2 separate regions of the Homo sapiens genome follow, and region 1 is linked to region 2. Evidence: chromatin loops called from intact Hi-C (ENCODE). Cell type or tissue: heart right ventricle. All regions are shown on one strand. Each heading gives the region's core, and the rest is flanking DNA. Links, peaks and the distances in the headings are about the cores only. Region 1 has its middle 70 kb from the start of UBE2E1. Region 2 has its middle 4.7 kb from the start of UBE2E1.

Region 1 (2,921 bases), core at 284-2,783, 65 kb after region 2:
GTGCCATTCTCCCTCTCTGTTTCTCTTTGCCTGTGCATGATCTGCTTTTCTCACAGAAATATTTAGGACTTTGTCTTTGGTGTTCTGAAATTTTACTACAATGTTACCACTATTTATGCAGCATTTTTCATCTGTCCTGCTTGGTCTTGTTGGAGACTTTAATTGGCTCATATATTTCACTAACTTGGGACATTTTTCTTCTGTTATCTTTTAAAGTACTTTCTCTCTTCCCGGCGTGGTGGCTCACGCTTGTAATTCCAGCACTTTGGGAGGCTGAAGCGGGCAGACCACCTGAGGTCAGGAATTCGAGACCAACGTGGCCAACATGGTGAAATCCCATCTCTATTTAAAACACAAAAAATTAGCTGGGAGTGGTTGTATGCACCTGTAATCCCAGCTACTCGGGGGGCTGAGGCAGGAGGATCGCTTGAACCTGGGAGGTAGATGTTGCAGTGAGCCGAGATCGTGCCACTGCATTGCAGCCTGGGGGACAAGAGCGAGACTTCATCTCAAAATAAATAAATAAATAAAGTACTTTCTCTCTCTCTCTCTCTCTTTTTTTTTTTTTTCTTTTTGAGATAGGGTCTGGCTCTGTCACCCAGGCTGGAGTGCAGTGGTGCAATCTCGGTTCACTGCAACTTCCGCCTCCTGGGTTCAAGCGATTCTCATGCCTCAGCCTCCGAGTAGCTGGAATTACACATCTGTGCCACCATGCCTGTCTAATTTTTGTATTTTTAGTAGAGACAGGATTTCACCCTGTTGGCCAGGCGGGTCTTGAACTCTTGATATCAGGTGATCCACCCGCCTTGGCCTCCCAAAGTGCTGGGATTACAGGCGTGAGCCACTGCGCCCGGCCCAAAGTATTTTATCTTATCTATCCTCTTTGTTCTCTCATTCTGGAAATCTTAGCCGGATATGGGAATTTATGAAATTATTTTCCATGTTCCTAACTTTTCTTTCATACTTTTTATCTCTTTCCAGGGAGTTCTTTAGTTCAATCTTCTAGCTCACTAATTTGTTCTCTTATTCTATTTAGTCCATCTACTTTTTAAAAAAATGTCTATGATCAAAGACTTAATTTTCAAAAAAAAAAATGTCTATGATCGAAGACTTAATTTTCAAGATCTCTGATTCAGCAGATGTAATATCTGCTTCTCTGTCCATGAAGATACAGGTTAAACTTATTCTAGAGTCATTTTCTATATTTTTCAATTAACTCTTTTCTCAGAGCTTGTTCTTTCATTTGTAAAATTTGATGTCTCCTTTCATGGGGTTAGTTTTCACGGTGGTTCCTGTTGTGAGCTTGAAGCAGGAGCTGGCAGGGCTCCATCTACCTTCCCCCAAATCCCTTTAACGCTTTAGTCTAAACAGGCTCCCGAATGCTTTTACTCCAACAGCCAGCATCTGTGCCTCTGTCGAGGTCCAGGCCTCAGCCTGATGGATGGGCACTTTGCCAGTGTACACCAAGAGCCAGAAGGGCCTGGGAGCTTATGTCCCCCGGGACAGTTTATGTACTGATGAGCACAGGAGATGTGGATCCTCCAGGCCCCTCACTGCTTGATGGGGGCACCTCTGTGGTGTGACCTGTACTATCTCCAGAGCTCCTTGTATGAAGCCAGGGTTATCCTCTGAGGGGTCTGTTTGCCATTACACCTTGGATGTTCTCTTCCCTTCCTGGTCCCAATTCCCCATATCCCTACCCATTCTTATTGTGAATATTTTCTAATAAGTCAGCTTCCTACAAGTCATCTCAGAAGCTATTTATAAGAACCCAGCCTAAAGCTGTGCTTATCGCTGTGAGTACTGGATTTGTTTACCATGGCCTGGATCCACTGGCTGGGGGAAGGGGCTGGGTGGGATGTGTGAACACACACATATAAATGGATCTGTAACAGGAGAATATGTACCTTTTAAGTGTTTTCTAGGAATTGGAGGGGGAGGCTTAAACATATGCTCAGCCTGCCTTCTCGGTCGAATCTCCATAAACATCTATTTTGTTTTTGTTCTTTTAATCACAAGCCAAAGCTACAAAAGCAGAGTGATGTAAAATGTTTGCTCCTGCCTAGCAAATTTCTCTCCTTTGGAGCACAACAACAAATTCAGCTGCAAATCAATCTTGAGCTGCAAAACTTGAACTTACTCCATTATTGGGCTCTTACCGTGTGCCAGGCACTGCATATACAACAATAAGCAAAAGAGACAAGGATATCCTTCCCTACCCCCACAGAGCATAATGGTTCATATTTTTGCCTACTCATATTCCAACCCCCCACCCTGAGGCCCCGCCATCTCTCTGTCTCTCTACCACTATCTCTTTTCCTATTTATTTTGGAAAAAGATTTGGCAACTTGTATCACAACCTCTAAGATTAAGTGTTCCCTTTGACACAGAAATCTCCCATTTCAGGAAGTCTATCCTAAGAAAGTTATACAAAAGCAGAGGAAAAATACGTGTATGTAAAGATGCCTATGCTCATATGCATCAATTTGTACAACAACCTAAATGTGCAATAGGGAAAAGGTTAACTCCTGTATATGTCAGAGCCACTGGATGGACAAATATGAAGAAATGGAAAATTATAATGGTCGGGAATATAATGGTTATCACAGAAAATGCTTATAATTTTAAGTGAAAAGAGCTAACTACTGTATATACAGTTGATTATGATAAATGATACAAAAAACATATGCATGCGGGCCCAGATTAAAGGAAATACACTCTGACTAAAAATAGAAGTGGTGTTAAGGTAGTAAGATTGTAGGTGAATTTTCTCTCTTCTGTTTTCAAATGCTATTTTTTTTCCTATTTAGATTTTAAATTTGGCTATAAACATTACTGAATGATTCTGAGGATTAAGAACCTGGAATGCTGTTCTTCTAGAATCTGAATCATACAACTATCTCCTTCTCAACATTCAGGTC
Region 2 (2,921 bases), core at 266-2,765:
GGGCCGGGTGCAGTGGCTCACGCCTGTAATTCCAGCACTTTGGGAGGCCAAGGCAGGCAGACTCCTTGAGCCCAGGAGTTCAAGACCAGCCTGGGCAACATGGCAAGACTGTCTCTACAAAAAATGCAAAAATTAGCCAGGCCTGGTGGCACATGCCTGTGGTCCCAGATACTTGGGAGGTTGAGGTGGGAGAATCACCTGAGCCCCAGAGGTTGAGGCTGCAGTGAGCTGTGATTGTGCCACTGTACTCCAACCTGGGTGGTGGGAGTGAGACCCTGTCTCAAAATAAGTAAATAAATAAAATAAATATAGTAGTCTCTGATAATATTTTCGAGAATATATTAACAATCAAGACAGCTGGGAAAGTGGGAACATGGAAGCAAGCTAAGGGAATCACTGAATTTGTAACATGGTTGCTTGAACTAATGACTGCTATTGAAGTTCCCCAACCCCACCCTCATCCTGAGAATAGTCCTCATTATTTATTTATTTTGCCTATATGGATATATTTTAAATAGATAATACATTTTCATGCTATATTATTCTAAAGAAACCAGAGAGTATGCCACGAAAATATCTTTCTGCCCCTTCCCCCACCCCTAATTTCCTTTGGAGAAAGCAGTTTTCGGTTGTAGTCTATGCATGTGTAAAGCAAATGCATACATATGCACTGAATGCTTTGATAGTAATGCTCAATTTACATTTTAGAAAACCAGCCAGTCACAGAAGCCCAAGTAGTATTACACTGTGACATCCTGTGGACTTTGAGAAAGTGGGCTCCAGTTTTTATTAATACCTATTCCTGGTTTTCAGAATGACCCAACTCTCCTTCAAGTCATCTTTAGTGTATCAAGTACATTTAAGTAGAAACACTTGAAGATCAAGGTGCTAGTTGATCCCTAGGAGGTGAAATAATACAGTTGAAAGAGGGAGACTTGGTTTAACTTTTTGACTTGTTGCTTACACTGAAATTCAAGTATTTCATAAAGATTCTCTTTGGCCAATTTCATGTCCAAAGAATTGTCAAGCAAGTTAACGTTGGTTAATATAGTTTTTTAACTTACCTTATTGCTGAATAGAAAGGATTTCCTTTGCTGGGCGTGGTGGCTCACACTGGTAATCCCAGCACTTTGGGAGGCTGAGGTGGGCGGATCACCTGAGGTCAGGAGTTTGAGACCACCCTGGCCAACATGGTGAAACCCCGTCTCTACTAAAAATACAAAAATTAGCTGGGTGTGGTGATGAGTGCCTGTAATCCCAGCTACTCGGGAGGCTGAGGCAGGAGAATCTCTTGAACCCAGGAGACAGAGGTTGCAGTGAGCCGAGATCATGCCATTGCACTCCAGCCTTGGTGACAGAGTGAGACTCCATAAAAAAAAAAAAGAAAAAGAAAAGATTTCCTTTTTCCATCCAAAGAAAAAAAAATCTTGTGTTTGCAACTTATAAAGAATTTATATAAAGCCTTTCTGGGAAAAATGGACTCACTGGATTTCAATCGACTTGTTTCATTTTATAATTCTCCTTTGGCTGAAAAATCCATTCCTTGTAAGAAAGATAAGGAAAGTTCAAAAACAAGGGTCGATTCCATAAAGACGAATGTGATCTGGGGCATTTACCTTCAATTTGGGTCATTTTTCCATAGGCCTTTTAAAAAAAATAAAATAGCACTGATCCCATTGAAGGGCCCTAAGCACTATCGTACTTTATTGGCCTGAATGTTGCTAACACAGGAAGGTAGGACAGAGCTAAATTATTTTTTTCTACCACATGGAGGCATTGAACAACCATGTGATTTTCAAAATTTATCAAGACTTGGTAAGAGTCTAATGTTGTCTCAGGCAAGGGCAAAAAGGTTGATTTGATGTCCACAAAAGGATAGTGATTAGTATGAAAGTACTCTTCTCAGTTTATAATGTAGCATCTCCTCTGTAGGACCTATTTTTTAAACAAACTAGCCTTCTTCAACTTTCTATACATTGATCACACAAGAATAGACTATATTAGAATATGTAGGATTATAATTTGAGCAGTTTGGTTCATTAGTCTCTGAAACCTTTTCCTGAATTGAACACTCTTCCAGTTTACTGAAATTTGGAGGAATAAAATAGTAGGGAATAAATATTTTTATTTCATGTTCTTAATTATCTATTGTGAAACTTTTAAAAAATATCAACTTCTCCACAGTTCCATGGTGTGGCAAATCTATAGTCAAGGATCCAATTTGAATCCAAAATTTACCTCAATAATTGTAAACCCCAGAAGCAATTGGCAGCAAAGATACCAATCTCGACTTGCTAAGCCTACAGGACAAGTTCTGTCTTTGCCACTGATTGAACTCATGGCTGTGCCTCAAATAAATTAATCAACAAATATTTATTAATTAGTCTGTGTAGGCTAAGTACAGTGCTAAGTGCTATGACAGATGTAAAAAGTTGTTTCTTTTTTTTCTTTTCTTTTTAGAGACAGGGTCTTGCTCTGTCACCCAGGCTAGAGTGAAGTGGCTCAATCATAGCTCGCTGTAACCTCAAACTCCTGGGATCAAGCAATCCTCTTGCTTTGGCCTCCCCAGTGGAGTCACTGGGATTACAGGCATGAGCTACCACACTGGACCCAAGATGTAAAGAGTTCCAAGAGGTACCCTCTGGCCTCCAGTAAGGACCAGAGGAAAAGGGATTAGAGCTGAGCCTAGAACGACAAGTAGGGCTTGGGAAAATGAAGAGACATTCTCAGGTATTGAAATGACGTTGAAAATGATGTGGAAAAACATCAGACCTGAAATAGACTATTATTAAAATATAAAATTACATATATATAAATTATAAACTGTAAAATATATTATCAAAATAGTATTTTATTAGAAACAAAAAGAAACTGGCCTTTATTCTTTAAAAGCATCACTGGCATGAAAGACAAGGAAAAAT

The links. Peaks named below come from ENCODE experiments on the same cell type or tissue, not always from the same donor. Only the 100,000 strongest peaks of a DNase experiment are listed, where the experiment ranks them.
Region 1: a loop joins it to region 2, with 1.9 times the contacts of the local background. A loop is called at or near these places in 10 of 110 quality-filtered maps.

The regions. Positions count from the first base shown.
Region 1 is chr3:23,734,674-23,737,594 of GRCh38, reverse strand. No RefSeq gene overlaps it. Among named protein-coding and RNA genes, the nearest start is that of UBE2E1, 70 kb to the left of the region's middle. In heart right ventricle, for the core only: no CTCF peak of the experiment used is centred there; a DNase peak (open chromatin) is centred at 1,439; H3K27ac peaks cover 909 bases.
Region 2 is chr3:23,799,769-23,802,689 of GRCh38, reverse strand. No RefSeq gene overlaps it. Among named protein-coding and RNA genes, the nearest start is that of UBE2E1, 4.7 kb to the left of the region's middle. In heart right ventricle, for the core only: a CTCF peak has its summit at 1,785; no DNase peak of the experiment used is centred there.